Linked DNA regions of Homo sapiens: region 2 is linked to region 1. A link is a contact called in ENCODE Hi-C or POLR2A ChIA-PET data. All regions are on one chromosome and are shown on one strand. Each heading gives the region's core, a stretch centred on a gene start or an enhancer-like site at or near the end of the contact. The rest is flanking DNA. Distances are from core to core; before and after follow the strand shown. Region 1 holds the start of PTPRU (protein tyrosine phosphatase receptor type U). Region 2 has its middle 220 kb from the start of LINC01756.

Region 1 (5,324 bases), core at 615-3,114:
GCCCCGCCGGTGGCGAGGGCGGGGGAGGTCACCCGGAGCAGGGCCCCGAAACTCCGCGGGAAGGGGCCGCGGTCTAGGATCCCAGGCCTCAGGGTGGGATGTGGAACACGCGCACGCACACACATCCGACACACCGTCCACACTCCGACGAGCACACGGACACACAAACACAGGCTCCGTATACATACATTCAGCTGCGCGCACACACACACGCGCACGCACACCAAAGACACCAGACTCCGAAACACACCCGGAGAACGCGACCACACAGCAGACAAGCGCGGAGCCACACGCTCACACTCACGCTCACACTCAAGCACACACCTGGCGGTCCCGGCCGGCCGGGAGGCCGCACAAAGTTGCAGGCTCCACCAAGGGAGTGTCCCGGGAGGCCCGGGCGTCCCCCGCGCGTCCTGCGCGCCAAGGGAGGGGGCGCCGTCCCCCGGCGGCGAGCCAGGCCCTGCCCGCGCCCGGACGTCGCAGCCCAGCCCGGGGACAGCCCCCGCCCGGCCGCCCGGGGCGCAGCCGCGGCCCGGCCACCGCAGGAGCGCCCGCCGGTCCGGCCCTCCCCTGCCCGCCCGCCGGCCCCTCGCTGGGGCCCGCTGGCCCGGGCGCCCCGCAGCCCCGGCGCCGCCTCGGATCAGCCGCCCGCCAGCGCCGCGCGGAACTTGCGAAACAACAAACAGTCCGACATGCCCGAGGCGGCGGCCGCGGGGCCCGGTCCTCCCCTGAGCCTCGGGCCCTGCCCGACCCGGGCAGCCCAGGGGGCGCCGCCGCGACAACTTGTTCCGGCCCAGCGCGCCACACACGCGCACACGCACACGCGCGCACACACGTCCTGCCACCGCCCCCTCGGGCGGCCCCGGGACCAGGGCACACTCGCAGCCGCGGCCCAGGCGCGCTCCACACTCGCAACATTCCTGGACGCGCAGCCAGCACACACGGACACATTCGCACACACTCACATCCGTTCCAGACTCGCTCCCACACACGCATTCCCGGCACACTTGGCATTCACTCGGACCCACGCGGCCCCCGGCAGCACACACCACATACCCTAGACACTCCCCACACGTACACAGCGCACGGACACACACGTTCCGGACCCGTTCCCACGCCTTCACACATGTACACGGATCTCAAAAGCACACACGCCACACACGCGTTCCCGGATCCACACTCAGGCGGGATCCAGAGAGCACCCTTGGCCACAGGCATAACACAAACACACAACCCACTCGCAGACACAAAACAAACAGCACTCCCGGCCAGGCATACAAAATGCAAACAAATGCAACACATTAGCAGATACAACTCCCGCAACACAACCAAACTCAGATGCACACACAACCCACTTGGCCACACAAACACTACACACTGGCAGACCCACAAGACACTCAGCGCACACCCAATGCCTCGATGCACACAACATTCACCCCCAACATACTCGCCGACACACATCACCTTTTCTTGCGCACAGAACTCACGGACACACAACATTCGCAGTCACGCAACACCCCGGGCACACAATCGCCCATCCTACGCTCAGACACACACAGGGAGCACGCTCGTAACGCCCGGTCACTCAACACTCACACTTTCTTCCGAGCTACGCCACGGGCCCCGAGGCTCGGCGGGGCAGGCTCGGTCCGGCCGCCGCGCGCTTACCTGCCGGAGTCTCGGTCTCCGGCGCGCAGAGCTGGAAGGTGAGTGCCAGCACGAGCGCCTGGGCACGGGCCATGGTTGGAGCGTCGCCGCCCGTCCCGGGGCCCGGCGCGGGGGACGCCGCCCCCGGAGCCCGAGCCCAGCCCGAGGCGAGCCGGAGCCCGAGCCGGAGCGGAGCGGCGCGGCGCGGAGCGGGACTGGCGCCGAGTCCAGAGCGCGAGCCGGAGCAAGCGGGGCGCTGACGTCAGGCCCGGCCGCGGGTTCGGCGGTCTCGCGGCGCTCCCTGCTGGCCACGGCGGGTGCTGCAGCGGGTCCGGCCGCCCGCTAGCCCTGGCGCGCCCCTCCCCCGCTCCCGCATCCTCCCCGCCATGAGGCCCCGCGGCTGGGTCTGGACGCCCACGGACGTCTCCACGGACCGGGCACCAACACTGCCAGGCGAGCACGCTCATGGCCCACGCCTAGCTCCCGTACAGCGCTCTCAGGGACGGTGACCCAGGGACACCCGGCCTCTGTCCCATCCGATGCCTGAATCCCTTGTACCTTGGCGCCTTCAAATGCGTGTTCTACATACCTCCAGGAACAGGGCGCTCATCACCTGGCCAAGAGCGGTTGTTGGGGCTTTGGAAACGCCGGCTTTTAGAAAGTTTTTCATTTCATGACGTGCAAGTCTACCTCCCTCACTAGCCCTCACTGGTCCTACTCTACCTTCTGGCTACACAGGTTAAATGTATTTGGGCCTCTACCCAGAACGAGCCCTCGCACTATGATCTGCAAACTCGTTGCTCATTACTATGTAAGACCAGGTACCTTCTATGTGTTTAACCCACATGGACTCATTTAATCATCATATATTAGGTATGCAATAATTATACTGCATAAATACTGTTATGCAACAGTATTTGACAGCACCGAGATTTGAATCAAAGTTGTTTGGTTTGAATTGAATAGGGGCTGAGACCTTCCTCCCATCTGGACACCTATTCATTCAACAAATATTTATTGGGGTCTATTCATTTATTCAACAATTACTATAGGCCAGGGTAGAGATATAAAACAGACAAAAATTCCCTACTCTCATGGACCTTACATTCCAGTGGGAAGACAAGAACAGTAAACAACCAAAAAAACAAAAACAAAAAAGCAAACCCTCTGGTGTACGTCCTTTATCACTGTCTCATACACCAGGAAATTTGGGGGTGGTGGGGGGACAGGGAAGGGAAGGGGAATTGTTGCAATTTCAAATAGAGTGCGGGCTATATGATGAGTTCATTATCTGTCTCCACCTCTAGAAATGAGCTCCCTTGGGAAAAGACTCATCTTGTATTTCCGTGCCCAGTATATGGCATGTTTTTATTATTTTATTTTATTTTATTTTATTTCAAGATGGAGTTTCACTCTTGTTGCCCAGGCTGGAGTGCAATGGCGCAGTCTTGGCTCATTGCAACCTCTGCCTCCCAGGCTCCAACAATTCTCCTGGCTCAGCCTCCCAAGTAACTGGGATTACAGGTGCCCACCACCACGCCCGGCTAATTTTCGTATTTTTAGTAGAGACAGGGTTTCACCATGTTGGCCAGGCTGGTCTGGAACTCCTGACCTCAGGTGATCCACCTGCCTCAGTCTCCCAATGTGCAGGGATTACAGGCGTGAGCCACCGCGCCCGGCCTCTGGCACGTAATTGATGCTCAATAAATACTGACTGGATGGAATGAATGAAAGGGAAATGGTCCTAGCCTTCATGAATCTTACATTCTATTAGGAGAGCCCAACAGCAAACATGTACATAAATATATCATTACCATCTAAGATATGCAAGCTAAAGGAAACGAGGGAGTATAATGATAAAGAACATAGGGAAGGGGCATCTCCTTTAGATAAGTGGTCCAAGAGGGCTTTGCTATAGAAGTGACATGGTGACATTTGAACTGAGACCTGAAGTATGAGAAGGAGCCAACCTCATGCAAATCAGTGGAGAGGAACATTGCAGTCAGAGGGGACAGCCTGTGCAAAGGCAGGAGCTGGTGGGTACAAGCAGCTGCAAGGAAGCCGGGCAGCTGGCATGGAGTGAGTCAGGGGCAGAAGGGAGCCAGGTGCAGCTAGACAAGTCAGCAGGGTCTGTAGGTCAGGCAAGAAACTATGAGCAAGGAAGGGGCTTGAGGTTCAACCCTAAGAGTAATTAATGGGAGGCCACTGAAGTGGAGTAATTAAGCAGAGGAGTAATAAGGAGTAATAAGTTCTGATCTCTGGGTTTTTTTTTTTTTGTTTTTTTTTTTTTACAGCTCCAGCTATAAAGACTGCTGAAGTAGGGAAAGCCATGGGCAGATGGGTCTGACCACTGGGCAGTGACACTGAACAAAGCGTAGGAGTTCAAGGTATATGTAGGCCCTCCCTGTGCCCTGCCCCTCCTAGCTGGCTTCATGCTGAGATGGACACACCTTGAAGCTGCCCTGGGGCTGGAGGAGGTATCGCTGGGTTGAGAGTTCCTGGGCTCTTGGTCTCCTCTCTTGTGAGAGCTGATGAGCTCCACACTGAGTTAGGAAAGGGACCAAAAGACACAGCAGGCAAGAATTAGACACAGATAATTAAATAGGGAGAGGGAGGCAGAAGCAAGAAGAAACCAAGGGGAAACCTTAGGGAAGAAACTAAGATACAGAGACGCTGGAGCAGAGAGGAGCCAGAGAGGCCCACCCAGAAAAGGAAACTCAAGGAGAGAAAACCAGTGAACAGAAGAAACAACCAAGGGTGCTGTTTGCAGAGGGCTCTTGAGAGAGCCTCAAAATAGGAGTTTTACCAGTGATCCCATTTTACGGGTGTGGAAACTGAGGTTCAGAGAGCATATGACACTTGCCTAAGGTGACACAGCTAGTAAATAGACGGCGGGCCCTAGATTTGAACCCAGATCTGACTGATTCCACATCCCTTTGCCCTTTGTGCAGGGGAAGATGGCAGAGACTATAATGGAGGGAGAAAGAGAACACAAGCAACAGGTAGACAGATGAGAAGAGGACTTTCTGCTTTACTTTTAAAAGACCACAAACTTCAGCCGGGCACAGTGGTTCACACCTGTAATCCCAGCATTTTGGGAGGCAGAGGCGAGGTCAGGAGTTTGAGACCAGCCTGACTAACATGGTGAAACCCTGTCTCTACTAAAAAAAAAAAAAATACAAAAATTAGCCAGACGTAGTTGCGGGCACCTGTAATCCCAGCTACTCAGGAGGCTGAGGCAGGAGAATTGCTTGAACCTGGGAGGCGGAGGTTGCAGTGAGCCAAGATCGCGCCATTGCACTCCAGCCTGGGCAACGAGCAAAACTCTGTCTCAAAAAAAAAAAAAAAAAAAAAAAAAGACCACAGACTTCTATAATCCTTGAGAGAAGAAGGAAGAAGGAAATTCCTGGCCTGGAGTGACCAGCCCAAATCTAGGGAAAAGGAGATGGCACCACAGACCGTTCTAGGCCATGAGGAAATTCAATTACCTGCAACTCATGGAATATTTATGACACCTACCCTGTGCCAGGCTCATATCGGGTGCTGGTGTTATGGAGATAAACCAAACATGGCTCCAGTCTTGCCTGGAGGGGAATAAATAAGAGACGATGTACTAAAGGCCATAACACAGCTCCAGGGAAAACACAAAGGCAGCAGCAGATGACCTAGGGAGTTTT
Region 2 (5,899 bases), core at 345-2,844, 330 kb before region 1:
GCGAGGAACAGAACAAAACTCTGTTTTGTTCAGAGTCCCACCCCCAAGTATGCCTCGAAAGTGTCGTTTGAGCCCAGGAATCTGCCTCCATCTGATGTACCTTCATGAAGTCCTCACAATAACCCTATGTGCTCAGTATTAGCTTGCCAATTTACAGAGGGAAAAACCAATGGGGCTCACAAAGGTTAAGCCACTTGCCCAAGACACACATTGAGTGAGTGCTGGAGGCTGAACCTGAACCTGAGTCTGTGGGCTCCGGGGCCCATTTTCTTCCCACTGCTCCAGTGGCGAGAAGCCTAGAGGGGCCACCTGAATGCTCTCGGGGCAGAGAAATCACCAGCTGTGACACATCAGGATAGCAACAATAACAGAATCCTCGCTGAGCTTGTTACCGGTGTTGCTACACTTAATCCACCCCACAAGGTAGATGCTATTATTATCTTCAACTCACACTGAGGAGACTGAGCTCAGAGAGGTTAAGTAACCTTCCTGAAGTCTCAGCAGGGAAGTGGAAGAGACCAGGGTTAGCCAAAGCCTGTGATCTAACCATTAGGTCACACTATGCCTGGGACTCAGGGATCATTAACGAAGACTGGGCCTCCTCCACTGGGGTTTGGAATCAGAATCTAAAATCTTGAGGAGAGGCCTGCAAAGATAAAAGGTCTGATGCTGTCCTGAGAGCAGAGAAGAGAGAGAACATGAAAGCTCTGGGTAGGAAATGGAGGGAAAGCCAGGAACCCAAACAGCCTGGGTGGGCTCCCTGCAGGGCCCAGGTGGCACAGGCCAGCACTGCTTGAGAGAGGCTGCATCCTCTGCCTGTGGGAGTGAAACCACCTTTGCAAAATTAAGACTGAGACAGTGAACGAGTTCTCACTTAATCGACTCCATCTTGCTTCTAACCTCCAAGCTGTCCTTGTTCATTCCCAGGCGTAGGCAGAACTAACTTTGGGAGAAACTTAGTTTATAGTTTATAGTTTAAAACAAAGACAATAACAGCCCTTTCCCATGGAGACCCCCTTCTTGCCTGGGGACTAGATTGCCTGTGTAGGACTAACCTTAGCCACAAGATTAGAAATTATGGTTTAGGAGTCATGCAGCTGGAAGCTACAAGATTCTGACCTTCCCTAAACTGCTCCTAAGATCAGTGCTTGAGATATTTTGCAGACCCTGCACTTGATGGATCAGCTGGCACCACCCAGATCAATAAACTGGCTCATCTGAACTTGTGGCCCCCGCCCAGGAACTGACTCAGTGCAGAAGGACAGCTTCCCCTCCCTGTGATTTCACCCCTGACCAATCAGCACTCCTGGCTCACTGGCTTCCTTCCACCCACCAAGTTATCCTTAAAAACTCCAAATGCTCAGGGGAGACTGATTTGAGTAATAACAAAACTCTGGTCTCCTGCACAGCTGGCTCTGGTTGAATTACTCTTTCTCTATTGCAATTCCCCTGCCTTGATGAATCGGCTCTGTCTATGCAGTGGGCAAGGTAAACTCCTTGGGTGTTTACAGGAGCCTGGGATGAGTCACTGCATAACTGTGGCAAGTGCTGTCCACCAAGTGGACACCTGTCAGGCACAGCCAGGGTGACCGACGGCCTACTCATTGGGCAAGGCTCTGACTCACCATCAGTACTAAATCCAGCAAAAGTTGATGACCCAGCATAGTCATTCTAATTGCCATGGTCATGACTAAGAATATTGTGTGACGGCAACAAATTCAGAAAGTCTGAAGTGGGCCCCAGAGTGGACCATGGATGGTTTACTGGACATGATTTAAAGGATAGCATTGGGGAAGTACCTGGAAGCCTCGGGGAGACTGAGGTTGGGGGAACTCAATGTCTACACCAGCAGTGGGTGAGAGTGTGCACTTCACAGGGTCACAGAAGGCTGCATTCACCAAGGGGGACTCAGAGGATGTTGAAACAAATTTGAATAACAAAATGTTATAATATTCAAAGATTCAAAATACAGGATATAAAGATACTAAAATAGCCAAAATCAAAGTGAGTTTCACAAAACAAGAATACAATTGGATGTTAGAATGGGACGATGTTGGACACTTAGAACATTTGCATCACAGACTCTTGAAAATAGGCTATGAACATCTTGCGCTCAGAGAAACCCAGGCAGTGTGAGGCCAGGGGGACTGAGGGGCTTGAGAAGAGACCAGGATCCAGGCCTGCCTGTCCTTCTGCCCTTCCATCCACCTAACTATCCATCTTACTTGGCCTGGAAAGACGACTCCAAGATCATCCAGACCAGGAGTCTGGTACAGAGGCTCTGGGAGCTGAAGAAGGAAGCATCAGAGCAAGAAGTGAACCAGGCCAATCTGGGTCCACTTACACTGCCTCCATGTCTCTCTGTTACTGCAATAGCCCCGTCGGCACCCTGACCACTGTGCAACATCATCGTGTATCTAACCCTGTCTCCCTGATGAAGCTGAGAAAACAGGGACCCTCCCTCCTTGCTTCTCTTTCCTTCCCTGGCCCTCAGCATGGGGCCCACATGTGACCAAGAGGCATAGATGTAAGTGGTTGGAAGGACATCCTCTCTGGGCAGATCAGTTCCCCTGCCAAGCCTTTGCACATATTGTCCCCAGGTGCCAGTGAGGCCCCACTCTCACTGCCTTCAGTCCTGCTCAACATCACCTGCTCAGCCAAGTTTTCTGTGATCCCCTTCAGGAGCTAATCCCCATCCATCATTTTCTCCTCCAGCCTATGTTGGGTTTCCTCACATGTTCATCACCATCCCCTGTAACTGCAGAATCAGCTCAAAGTGATTAACAATTGCTTAAGTTGTTACAGGTGTCACAGAGCTAAAATTGCCTGGGCATGCATAATGGGAAAAAGCTTTACCCTAATTGTTACCACCACCAGCCTGGCATCACCTGGGACTAGTTAAAAATGCCATCAAACTTGACCCACCCACCAGACCAGGGAGACAGGTTTGAGTGTCACTGCCTATCTCCTTGACAGTTGACATGCAATATTTTTTTCTTTTCTCAAAAGCTAGTGCCATAGTATTGGCTTCTGTGTGTGTCATGTAGTGAGCCAATTGTTCAATAACAATATTGGCGACCCAGATGGGACAAAACCTACCCAAAGCACTGTACCCTCTCGATGGGGTGCAGGCCCTCTTCACCAACCCTCAGTAGCTGTGTAGGCATTTGTCTAGAGGCTTGGCTGTGAGGTCCTTTCTTCTCTGTCATGGCACTCCAGGGTCCTTGGTGCTACTTTCACTTTTGAGAAAAGAAACAGCTTTTGGATCAGACATCTTTTGGGTAAGCAGCCTTGTTAATATGAGCTTATGTTTTACGTTGATTTGTTCTCATCATAAAGATTGTGGGCCACAGTCCCATCCTTTTGGTCCAGGATTGTGGATTAGAGTCCCACCCTTGTCAGGTTGTGGGTTAGAGTCCCACCCCAGGAAGATCTTGGTCAGGTTAGAGTCCTGGCTTTGGGTTAGAGATCCAAAGAATAAAGGCAATTCTAAAGCTCTATCCACTAAGGCACTCAGTTTGGTTTGGTTGTATTTTTGGCATAAGACTGTGCAGCTTTGGAGGTGGCTGAAATGGTTGTTGCTGCAGGGAGCTGCTTCCATATATTTAAATTGTTAGGGCCTAAAAGCTGAAAGTGCTTTGTTGGCCCTGTTCCCTGTTGGGATCTGCCCTGAGCAGCTCTGCCCTGAGCGGCTCTGCCCTGAGCTCATTAGTTCTATTGAAGAAATAGACTAAATAAAAAGCTACCTATATAAATGAAGTTGGTCTCCTTGTAAAATCCTATAGTGAGTTCCTATGATTCTGTTACTTTGGCATCTATTTTTTGGTCTTTGGTCTTCCTCTAGCACACCCAAACTCCTCCTTTAAGGTGTTTAAACTCTCTCTCTTTCTCCACTTTATGATGTGGATTGCAACTCTGTTTCCTCTGGGGCTCAGTGAGGGCTGTGCCATGTAGGACAAGTGGAGTTTGACTTGTTCCACTTTCAAAGGCATAATTTGAATCCAGCTGCCCTTTTAGAATGTTAAGTTTTGCCAGTTTTATGGCTAGAGTTTTAAAATCAAGGCTGTAGGGTCTTTGTGTCTGTCTATACATGTCTCTATATTGTCTATGGGACCAAATTGGCTTATATATAAAGGAGTATTCATAAATAAGTACAAATGCTTCTCAGATTCATATGATTTTAGATAAATAAAAATTTAAGATTCTTGACAAAATAGAAATGTCTTAAATTCAGACATTTTTGCCTGAGTCTTCTGGTCAGACAGGTTTATGTTGTCTCTGATAAATGTTTAAGTTCATAAAACTGTTGCTCATGTAGTACTTTTGATACTTCATGCCTTTATTAGGTCTTCTGATTATTTGGCAACTTGAGTCTGCTCTCTATCGAAGAGTCATTTTGAAATCTTTGACAAAATCTGTGATCCTATTTTGAGCAAGAGTTTTAAACCTTTGACATTTGTAAATTCTAAATTCAATCTTTATAACCTCAAACTAACTCTTTGTATATTAGGGCCCCTGGAAGTCCAGGAGAGACATAGTAGGCTTATTTCGTATGTTGGAATTGCGCAGGAAACATTTGGGTTATATTTGTATGACTTTGTTCTTCTTCATCTGCAATCTCCCGCAATGCCTCTACTGTATGCCAGGTGCTATTAAAGGCGATCAGAAAGAGCATAAGACTCCCTCCCCAAAGTTGGAGGCTCAGCTTTATGCCTCCCTTTACCCACCAATCAGGTAGGAGGGGTCTCCCTTCCACATACCCATCAGGTTACCCAATTTGGCATAGGGAATGCTCTCCCTCAGTTCCCCCTTAGCAGGGCAATTCCCACTAAGACCAGTCCCTGTGGGCCTCAATGAACAAGGGGATTGTTATATATGAGCATTCCCCTTTTTCAACTTCAGATTTATACAATTGGAAAAATAATATGCCTGCCTAATGGGATGATCCCCAAAAGATGAAAAGTTTATTTACATTCACCTTTGCTACTTATAACTCCACTTAGGCTGGCATTCAGGTGTTTACAAACATCCTCCTTACTCTGGAGGAACATAGGATGATACTGGAAAAGGACTGTCAGGATGCCAAGAGGCTTCATTAATTATAACCTAAGAATCCAATCAGAGCCCCAGCAATGCAGGCCAAACCTGGGGCCAAGCCAGGCTGTAACCCCAGTGACCCCAGAGACCAGACAAAGTTAAACCATTATAAAGAATGTTTAATAACTGGAACACAGAAGAAGGTCCAAAAACTGAAGGGCCTAAATAAGGTCCAGGAGGTACAAGAGGGGCCAAAGGAAAATTCCTCTGCCTTTCTTGAGTGGGTTTTTGAAGCCTACAGACAGTATGCTGACATTGAACCAGAACACCTGGAAAACATGAGACTGGTTAATATTACTTTTATCAGTCAGTGTGCTCCTGACAAAGAGTAGAGGGGGAATTAGGGATTCCACTGTCCATTGCTTCACAGGAGTATCCAAGAGAGAGAATACAGTCATGGGTTCTTTCTTTCTGTTTCTGGGTGGGCCAGTAAAACCCCTTCCTCACCTCTCTTTTCCACTTATTGCTAGAGACAGAAACTAAAAACATGGCTTCAAGCTGCTAAAAGTGTAAAATAAAACAAGACAGAACAAAACAAAATCAGGTGGGTTGGACAAGCCTGTCTCTAAAGTATCTAATAGCCATGACCAAGTCCAGGAAAAGCAGAAACAGTATGACACAAAACAAGCTGCACTGTTTGCTGTAGCTTTCACCTGTGATCAATCAAGACCCAGTAAGATGCTTGCTGGGGTAAACACAACCACAGTTAAGACCTTCCCCACCAGACCCCACCACTTAGCCAGAAGAGCCATCCATCATTAGGGTCACAACAGTGTACATATTGTAAACAAGAATATTGCAA

Evidence for each region. Hi-C counts contacts between places; a loop is a spot of excess contacts on that map. ChIA-PET counts read pairs that join two places held with the same protein, here RNA polymerase II (POLR2A). Pooled maps may share reads with other maps.
Region 2: a loop to region 1 is called in a map of PC-3, with 8 times the contacts of the local background. The contact joins the enhancer-like site here to the promoter of PTPRU in region 1. A Hi-C loop is called at or near these places in 3 of 168 maps with a recorded cell type or tissue (PC-3, PC-9 and mammary epithelial cell) and 2 of 50 pooled maps. POLR2A ChIA-PET finds 5 or more read pairs at or near these places in 1 of 52 experiments (AG04449).

The regions. Positions count from the first base shown.
Region 1 is chr1:29,233,062-29,238,385 of GRCh38, reverse strand. It overlaps PTPRU (protein tyrosine phosphatase receptor type U), which reads right to left and starts at 1,864. Exons shown (of 30, transcript NM_133178.4): 1 at 1,669-1,864. The coding sequence starts at 1,741. RefSeq lists a silencer at 1,742-2,061.
Region 2 is chr1:29,565,851-29,571,749 of GRCh38, reverse strand. No RefSeq gene overlaps it. Among named protein-coding and RNA genes, the nearest start is that of LINC01756, 220 kb to the right of the region's middle. RefSeq lists an enhancer at 715-1,914. Within about 2 kb of position 1,594, at least 3 of the 41 ENCODE cell types and tissues checked have a DNase peak (open chromatin) inside an H3K27ac peak, as active enhancers do; they include PC-3 and PC-9, where a contact is called at or near this core.